2 separate regions of the Homo sapiens genome follow, and region 2 is linked to region 1. A link is a loop called in an ENCODE intact Hi-C map of the cell type or tissue named here. Cell type or tissue: PC-3. All regions are shown on one strand.

Region 1 (5,000 bases):
CAAGCCATTTGCAGGCCAATGATAATTACAAAAGCCATTTCAGGACACCAGATTGTAGAGGGTGGACTTGTAGCATGGTAGGTGTTCATTAAACATTTGTTGGATTGAATTACACAGGGTTACTGCCATCCTGGAACAGGCCTTGATGCTCAGGGAAGGGGTAGATGTTAGAGAAGGAATGCGGTCTTTATTGGACATTCCAATTTGGTCTAGGACCAGTAGCCCTGGATCAATCTAGAGAGGAGGCTTCCTCTTCCCAGCCTGTTGAGTCTTTGCCAACATTTTACTGCTCTGATCCATTATCAGTGTGTCACCCCTTTGCCATGCATAGAAACAGTAAGTGCAAAGAAAATGCACTGTGGGGGTGGATGACTCAGGAGGTTTGGCAATGGATAAACAGCATTTTACCTTTAGTGGTGATAGATAGAGGGCCCGCAAGGCAAAGACTGCTGTCTGCTTCTCCTCACAGGCGTCCTCCTCCTACTGTATTTTTGTGTAGCTCCAAGCATGCCACAAGTACCCACAACAAACCATTAATTAAAGCTGGTTTCTGGTCTAGGTTTAAAAACTCCAAAGTTGTCACATGGAGGGGTGTGTGTGTGTGTCAGAGGGAGAGAGAGAGAGAGAGAGAGCTTCACTAACCTTTATAGCCACTGCCTCTCTTATTCACCCATCTAACTTAGCAGCAGGCACTGAAGCCCAAATCGAAGAAGAAACCCAGTGTGCTCTGTCCTTGGAGGTATCTCCAGAGTACAGTGTCTTGTGCCTGCCACTGCTAGACATTCAGAGAATACTGACTGACAGATAGGAGGGATGAGGTGGCATCTTCTGGCACTCTGAATTTCCTTCATACTTTTTCTGATTTGGATTGTGTGGGTTGTACCAGCTAGTGTTCAACCTCAGACACAGAACCAATATATCCATTCAGAGATGTCTTACTAGGAATTGGCTTATGCTGGCCGGGCGCGGTGGCTCACGCCTGTAATGCCAGCACTTTGGGAGGCCGAGGGGGGTGGATCATGAGGTCAGGAGATCGAGACCATCCTGGCTAACACGGTGAAACCCCGTCTCTACTAAAAATACAAAAAAAATAGCCGGGCGTGGTGGCAGGCGCCTGTAGTCCCAGCTACTCGGGAGGCTGAGGCAGGAGAATGGCGTGAACCTGGGAGGCGGAGCTTGCAGTGAGCCAAGATCGTGCCATTGCACTCCAGCCTGGGTGACAGAGCAAGACTCCATCTCAAAAAAAAAAAAAAAAAAAAAAAAAAAAAAAAATTGGCTTATGGTGTTGTGGGAGCTGCCTAAGCACATCCAAAGTCCACAGGACAGGGAGTCAGGAGGGGAAGCTAAAAAGCAGAATGGAGCTCTGGGCATGGCTGCGCTGTTGTTCATGGATGTGACCTCCTCTCTGTCTCGGTCTCTGTCTCTCTCTGGGGAGTCTTGGCTGTGCTTTGAGGGCTTCCGACTGATTAGGCCAGGCCCACCCAAGTTATCCAGTATAACCTCCCTTACTTAAAAGTGAACTGATTAATGACTTGAATGACATCATCAAACCCTTTCACAGTAACAGCTAGATTAGTGTCTGGTGAATCAATGGGAACTTTAGCTTAGTCAAGTTGACATATCAAAAAAGCCATCACATGGGGTTAAGAATAATGTTAGAGATCCTGTGGATAGGTAAAGAATAGGGTGTGTGTGTTTGTGTGCATGTGGGTGTGTTTACGCGTGCGCGCGTGTGTAGGGAGGGAGGAAGAGGGAGTTGGAAGTCTTGGGATCCTCCTTTCTCTTCCCTTTGAAGTCTCACAGAAGTCTGTCGGGGGAAGATAATTGGCGTCTAACACCTTGCCGAGGGAAACCATGCCCTGAGGTTCTGCAACCCCGACACGCTGATGGAAGAACCATGTTTGCTGGCAGAGCCCCTGGTCCAGTGCCTTAGATAGGAGGCACCCACCCCGCCGGCAGGGCTGCTCCACAGTGTTGTGCGGCATGGCGCCTGGCGCCGGATGATTTCCCCACGGCGGCGCCAGAGGGCGCCCGAACTGAGGATTCGGCCCAGGACTCCCAGAGGAGACCGGCAGGTGCGGCGACGCCCAGGACTCCCGCACGCCCCGCGGCCCCGGCACGGGCACCGCACCTTCCCTGGCTACCAAGGCTACCTCCTTCACGTGCACATTTCAGGGATGGGCAGGCCGACTCCTGGGAGCAAGGAGCTTGTCTTTGTAAAGGGCGGGAGGAGGTGGCTGCTGCGGAGGGAGGCGGCAGCCTCAGGGCCCGGGAGGCTCCGTGCCTCTCTAGTCCATGCTCTCGGCTCCTCCCTCTTACTCTCAGACCCAGGGTCAACTTTTCTTGGGGCTCGGACTTTCGGAAGGCTCGCTGTCCCAGGAGGGAGTACGGCCCCGGCATGCGCTCCCCGACTTGGCCACCGCCTCCCTGAAATCCTCCCGTGGGTGCGCAGCGTGCCCGAAACTCAGCCGAGGTGCCCCCTCTGCGCGCTCCACACCCGGGCTGCTGCGGCGTGCAGCGGGATCTGCGCTTCCCTGCCACTTAACCGCCCCTCGCAGAAGACCCTGCCCCCTAAAAAGTCAGGGCCCAAGGCAAAGAAGCAGGTCTTTTGCGTAGTTTTTGTTTTGTTTCAATCAGGAGTTTAAAAAGGATGTGTACTAATGTCACCCTTCTCTCCGTTAAACGTTCAGAATCTTAATGCAATGCTTTTTAAAAGCAATACAAATTTTGAGGGAAAGAAAAATCACTAGAGGACTTTATGGTTAAAGGTTTTAATGCAATGGTAGTATTACAAAAATAACTGGCATAGTTTTTTTTTTTTTTTTTGCAATTCTCAAAGGTGGTGGTGAACAAGGACAAAACAGATCAGACAGTTGGAAATAATAAAGAAAGGCTTCTGCGCTCATAATTTTCACTGAAAGTGCTCATAATTTGCACAACTGGAACAGTTAAACACTCAGTGAGACTGAGCAATAAACACATTTCTCACTCAAACATAGCAGAGGTCAGGGAAGGAAGCCCGTGTTCTTCTTTTCTTGTCGGATGTAGGCACCTCCCTGGCCACAGCTTATTCGTGTGGTTTTGGAAAACTCTGACAGAAATGAGTGTCTGGGAGGCTTCTCAGTTGTCAAGAGGCTTCTTATATTTCCTAAAGAAACTCAACCTAGATTCATTAAGCCAAGTCACAGAGCAAAGAGAATTAAATATTTTTCTAAGGCTGCAACTAATCCTGAAACTTATAGTGGGGGAGGGGAATCTGACATATGAAAGGTCTGTGATATTTTTATGGAAAATGTATAGAGATGTTGTGTTTAAATATCCTCAGATGAGGAAAAATGGATTTTTTTTTTGTTTTTTCAAAACAAAAACCAAATGATTTTCATCCTCCTATTCCCAGACCTCTCCTTATAGACTTCAATTAAGTATCCTAACGTCTTTTTTTTGAGTCATTTAGGAAAATACTTATATGTCAGTGAAAGCAGGGAGATCCTTTGAAAGATCTTGCTAATGTATGTTAGAGTAAGGCCAGCTCTTGTATTTATGATGGTTTTTCTTTTTCATCGAAATTGTAGGCTCACATTAAGGATTTTCCCTCCCTTTATAAACATCGGCACAGTGCCGTAACTTCCTTTATTTGCAATCAGTTATCCCATGGTTAACAAAGAACTTTTTTAGAGAAAAATGTGGCCTAATGAAATTCAGTAATTCTTTATATAAAGAAAAAAGGATCTTTTATATGCATTTTTATATGCATTAAATATATAAGCATGGTGTGTACCTGGTAAAGTTGATTTCTGCTGACGATGTAACACAGGTAAATCAACATAGGGTCTCTAGCACATTATAGGGTACACTTTATTGGGTTTTACCTTCAGGTAAAGACTTCTATTAAGAATATACAAGTGCCTGCATACCTAACCTGCCTTGTTTTCCACAGGGCTGTATACATAATCTCTTTTTAAAAATTTGTTTAATCAAAGCTTGCTATATTGAATACATTTAATTGGAATCCAGTGGTTAAAGAATATAAAAATTTACTGCTGTAGAAAAGTTTTGATTAGTGCTTTCCATTAGTGAGTGTTGTTGAGTAAACCCTCTAACAGCATATTTGAGTTCAGACAAGAACTGACTTAGCAAAACAGGTGATACTTTCAACTGTACAAATATATTATTTCCCATAAATATTCCTAATGAAAGAGGTGGTCTGTTTCAGAGGAAGTAACTGCAATGACGACTTTTAAATAATCGGAAAAAAAGTTCCCAACCTTGATAAATATGTGCACAGGGACTGAAAGGGTGAATTATTAGGTGAGGAAAGGTAGAGTCTAGAAATCCTGCCCCATGTATGTTATAAAGTAAGCTGCACAAAAGCATGGCAGATAGCATCTGTGAGCCAATGCCATTTTCCTGCATCAAGATCTTTCCCTTTCTTCTTGCATCAAAAAAGTGAATTCAAATACAAAGAAAGGATGTTTTACCCTACTGAAATGTTGCAGGCAGAAGAAAGTTTGTGCTTTTTCTTTTTTTTACAAAAAAAAGAAAAAGAAAAAAATACGTTTGAACAAAATTAAAATACAAGAAGGTTCAATTCTCAGAATTTAACAATTAATTTTCATTCAGTGCTTAGCTATCAACTACAGACTTTATTAGTTAACAACAAAAGCAAAGATGCAGGTTTAAAAGGGAACTTTGGTTCCCCTTTTCCCATTTATGATTCTCCAATTCAGGAAGGGCTACATTTCTTTTCAACTATGTGTTTAAATCTGGAATCAAGATGGGAGTAGTTAAACCACCGGCTGTGTCATGAAGTAACAAGTCAGGGTTCTGTGTCTCAAATGACAAACGTCTGACTTCACCTATTGCATGGAAAAGCCCCATGTACTGGAGTCAGAGGTCTGAATCTAGATTTTTCAACTATAGAATTCCAGCCCATTTTTAGAGGGAGCTAAGTGCTGTGAATATCTTCATGCACATGAAGTGTGTGTGCGTGTGTGTGTGTG
Region 2 (5,000 bases), 100 kb after region 1:
CAGGAGAATCACTTGAACCCGAGAGGCAGAGGTTGCAGTGAGCTGAGGTCTTGCCACTGCTCTCCAGCCTGGGCAACAAGAGTGAAACTCCGTTCCAAAAAAAGAAAAAATTACAAAGAGAAAGATAGGAACTTGAGAGGGGAGAACACTGGAACATCCCACCTTAAACAGGTGATCAGGGTTAATATCACCAGGGATAAGATTTATCATCATATACCCTTTGACATGACAGACCAAAAAGGGTACAACATCACCTCTGAAGTATTCCAAAATATGCATAACTTCAATTTAATCATGAGAAAACATCACCCAAACACAAACTGGGGGATATTCCACAAAAGAACTGACCGGTACTCGTAAGAAATATCAAGATCATAAAAGACAAAGGAAGACTGAGAAATCGTCATGGATTGGAAGTCTAAGGAGACATAAAAACAAATGCAATGTGGCACTGGGTGCTGGAACAGAAAAAAAGACATTGGTGAAAAAAATAGGGAAATATGAATAAAGTCTGAAGTTTAGTTAATAACATTGCACCAATGTTAATTTCCTGGTTTTGGTAATTGTATTATGATTGTATAAGATGTTAACATTAGAGGAAGCTTGGTGTGTATCGGAACTCTGTACCATTTTTGCGACTTTTCCATTAGTTTAAAATTGTTTCAAGATAAAAAATAAAACAATGACAACATTAGTAAGTAAAAGAAAAAACAACATGTGTCTATTCCACATAACTAGGGAGGCAAGCCCTCTCTGGAAGGCACTGGATCCTCGTAGATATTTGCAAACCACAAGCAACTCAACGACTGAGTGGAAAACCACTAGGGTCTGAAATGGCGAATTTAACCTGTCTTTGCTGAAATCTGAGAACACATTATAGACAAAATCCACTGGATCTTCACATGGCCAACATGCCAATTCCAAATGTGTCAGTTTCTCTTTTCTGACAAAGTGATAACAGTGGCAATCCCTTCCAGCAGAGCTGTGGCCTTCTTTGAATGCTGGGGATGGCATCTGAGTTAATAAAGATGTGTAGAGAAGAAGGAATGCCTTTCCTCTCCACAGTGTCCCCCCACCCCCCACCCCTGGCTCACGCGCAGTCATCTTTTGCTTCCTGACGCTTCCCAGGCTTGTGAGCAACCAAGTGGCTTCGTTTGTTGGTTAATGGGGAAAGGGAAAAACTGCCTTGATATTTGTTTGGAAGAAGCCTAGAGAATCTAAACGGAAACCTTTCACCCAGCGATATGGCATTTAATTCTTGATGAGATTATCAAACATTTCATTTCTAACCTTAAAATTTTTCAGAATCTGTGCTCAACCAGACAGACAATTGAAAGGTTCCATAGGGGTAATTAGGCCTATGTTTAGTACAGTTCTGAAGGCTGATGGCAACCTGAAATTACATTACCTGATAAATTCATTCCAAAAATATTAGATTTCATGTCATGACACTTCAATTACACATTTAAAATGAGTATTTAATATATATTTAATTTGACAATTATTACATGCTAATTAGGTGTAATAGTTTCATAGAAAATATATCTTCTCTGGGTTTAATTACCACATTGCAGAAACATCAAAATGAGGCTTAATTCATATGTTTTAATCATCTTTTACCAATTAAAATACAATAAGTATGGAAACAGCAAGCATCTCTGACTCTAATAAAAAAAGTGATATATTTCGTATTAAGCTTCTACATGTATTTCTTACATTTCTTGTGTATCACATATCTATAGTAGAGGTTAAAAATGATTTGTATATGGGGCCATTCTCTTCCTTAAAATGAGATCCACAAATTTTCTTGTCAGAAATTTATAATGTTAAGTGAAAAAGCAAGCCCAGACAACTCCATTCTATATGCCATTTCATATAAAGCTCAAAAACAAGCAAGATTAACCAGTTTATTGTTAAGATATGCATACATTTGTGATAAAACTCCTTTTAAATGCCAAAGGATGATGAGCCCCAACTTCAGGACAGTGACGACCCCAAGGGCGAGGCAGGATGGAACGTGGAAGGAACACACTGACAGTTAGAAATGACTGGTGATGCTCTGGTTCTGGGGCTGGGGGCTGGGGGCTGGGCTCATAGGTATTTGTTGTATCACTGAGCTCTACAACATAAAGATATGCCACATATATTCTCATTTCAAAAATACTAAAGGAAAAAAGAAAAAATGCATATTTCCATTTGAAATGTTGTCTATTGCTGTGACCAACAGTTAGGAAACATACTTTATCATTTACATATATTGATTTATTGTTAAAAGTTATATTTGCAGTCTAATATTATATCTAGAAAAGATATAGTGAGCTTTTTATATAATGCACGTTAAAAAAAAAAACTATCAGTTGCCAAGAATGATGTCAAATTTCAGCTCTTGGCCAACTTCTTGGCCAATTGGATTCTACTTCTGAGACATGTAAAACTATTTATCTTGCATAAAAATCTGGCAACTGCATTAAACACTTCTTCTATTCGTACTGATGTATTAGGTACCCCTAGCAACCTAATAAACACAAAATAACCTTAAAGATTGTCTTGAAAAAAATCAGCTGACTCCATCATTATGGACATTGTTGTAATGAGACCTATAAAATGCAGATGACTGATTTAAAACCAGCATCTATAGCCTTTTGTTTTAATAAATGCAACAGACAATGAACATATGGAAACTGATCCTATTTGGCCAATATACAACTGCTTCACAATTTGAAGTATCCAGTGATTTCTTGTTCAATAATAATTTCATCCACGTTATTTGTATTCAACCCACTCTCTTCTTTTAACTGTCACTTTAAGCAAGTAGACGCTCCAACCGCTGGGTGCCACTCAATGGGTTTGCAGCAGAGGAAGTAAGAGTGACTCAGATCAGAGGACTGCCTTGTAAATCAGCCACATGCAGCACTGAGACATCCATCAGGGCGGTGTGCCCTTTCCCCACTGCTGCAGTCATGAAGTCATGGGCCTGCCAAGGGGCTAAGATATTATTAAAATAAATCACTGGCCTGGAGACTTGTATTTAAATACTAATTAACTCATAAGTAAATGGGAAGGAGCTGACTTGTCTCGCCCAGAATGTTGTTTGGAAAAGTTGCTGAAATTACCACTCTGGGTTGAGGCCTCTGCTTTCACAGATGCTGAAACACTCAGAGAATAAGGGGTTGGAGCATACACCTTAGGAGGTCAGGCTTGGATTCTGCTTACAAATCCAAGTTGCAGTTGGCTCAAGGCAGTTTTAGTAGGAGCCTGAACTTTCAAGAATATTAAAGCCTCATTGATTGTTAAGTGAGACAATCAAATACATAAATCCCAGCCACCCACTCTTTGGTTGCTTTCTTTGTCCCTGTCCCTGCACAAAAGCAGCTACGACACTGGGAGAGCCCTCCAGAATAAAAACTTCATTCAGATTTTCCTCCCCTCTTGCATTTATTCCTTTCCAGGCAGAATCTCACAGAGGCTTGCAAACTCACTGTCTGGAGGGCCAAGACCTACAAACCATCTTAAAATCCTCATTGCACGCTGGGGCCTGTGCAGGCTGCTTTTCCTCACTGGCATGCCGTGGTAACTCAAATCTATCTGAGTAGAGGCTTCTTTGCTCAGCACTATGCTCCGATGCCAAGTTCTAGCTTCACTTGTTCCACAGATACTGAAGTCTCTCTTCTCAAGGATGAAGGTACCTCCACAAAGCCTGCCCTGGGTATTTAAAGAATTTTCTCCAGAACTCTGAGATTCTTCTTTTTTCATACCACTGAGCTCTAGTAATTCGTCGTCCTTGGCTTGGACACATTCTCTCTAGTTTTAGCAGGATCACACTTAGAATGCTGTCTCTGTCCTCAAGATTGCTGGCTCTGGCTTTGAGCAAAGAGCTTTTCCTTGCCCACACATTGTTCTTCCTCATAGTGACAGCTAGAGTGATAACTGGGATTTCAAAGAAGTCCTACACATATATGTGCTTGTCTCATTCATAAAATCCTGACATACCCACAGATCACAGAATTTACCACAAAATTTGGCTTGTAGAGATTTAGATTTGCATACAGTACCCATGAAGACAACTCATTTTGCTTGTCAAGAAAACAAAGCAAAACACTACACATGAGCTCTATGCTGTCCCTGTTCCCAGTGACCTGCAGACATGTTATTAAAACTCATGGTCTATTAAGTCATTATTTTTTATCCTGCTTATCCAAAGCCATCAGGTAACAAAGCAAAATCTGCAGCCAGCCACATGGCCACAGGCCCAGCTGGAATACGTTCATTGACCCTGGCCTGTGGTTCTGGCTTTCCTCCTATGGGAATGGAGACACCACCGTGAGCAGTGATTCTAGAAGGGCCTGTTAAGGACATCTTCCACAATTCTGTTCCCTCTCCTGCATCCAGCTGAGAAAGTGTGTTTCTTCAGGGGAGGGGCGCCCTTAACAAGTTAAAGGGCAAGACTGGTAAACAAAGGCTGTTTTTCAGCATCCATTACATGCTGGGAGGCTTTGATCTTCGTGTTAGGTAAAGTAGGGTCAGGATACGCTTTGCCATCACTTACAGGACAGGCACTGTGTCAGGCTGGCCAACCCAGCCTGGTGTCTGAAGCTTTCTCAGAGGGAGAGACTGGAAAAAAAACACGCTGGGACTGGTCTTCTTTGCCTGCTGTCTGGCTTCAAATTAGGGCTCAAGAATGAGTGTGTCTACTCTCTGCTCAGCTTCGGAGCAGAAAGGTGAGTCCCTTCACCACTGCAGGTTCCAGACAGCTGCCAGCAAACCCCTGTGACACAGCTTCCTTCCTCACTTAAAGGGAATTTGCTGTAACTCCCTTTGGATCGAATTCTGCTGTGCTACAGATAACTGTCTTGTTGCTCAGCCACTTTGCTATTCTAAATGCTTCTTTCTCATTATGGGACTCATTTTGGCTTCACCCTTAATGAGGAGGGATTGACACATTTATCAACTATTACAGAAGTGATGATGCTGAGAAGATTTAAATACAGACTTACAAAGAA

What was found. A loop is a pair of places that touch in the nucleus more often than their neighbours do. Peaks named below come from ENCODE experiments on the same cell type or tissue, not always from the same donor. Only the 100,000 strongest peaks of a DNase experiment are listed, where the experiment ranks them.
Region 2: a loop joins it to region 1, with 4 times the contacts of the local background. A loop is called at or near these places in 5 of 110 quality-filtered maps.

What each region holds. Positions count from the first base shown.
Region 1 is chr7:28,851,392-28,856,391 of GRCh38, reverse strand. No RefSeq gene overlaps it. Among named protein-coding and RNA genes, the nearest start is that of TRIL, 100 kb to the left of the region's middle. RefSeq lists a silencer at 2,079-2,278. In PC-3, a CTCF peak has its summit at 2,022 (motif pointing right); DNase peaks (open chromatin) are centred at 351 and 2,021; H3K4me3 peaks cover 2,067 bases; H3K27ac peaks cover 1,099 bases.
Region 2 is chr7:28,747,280-28,752,279 of GRCh38, reverse strand. All of the region lies in intron 7 of CREB5 (cAMP responsive element binding protein 5), which reads right to left. Among named protein-coding and RNA genes, the nearest start is that of TRIL, 210 kb to the left of the region's middle. In PC-3, CTCF peaks have their summits at 2,618 and 2,818; a DNase peak (open chromatin) is centred at 2,879; H3K27ac peaks cover 858 bases.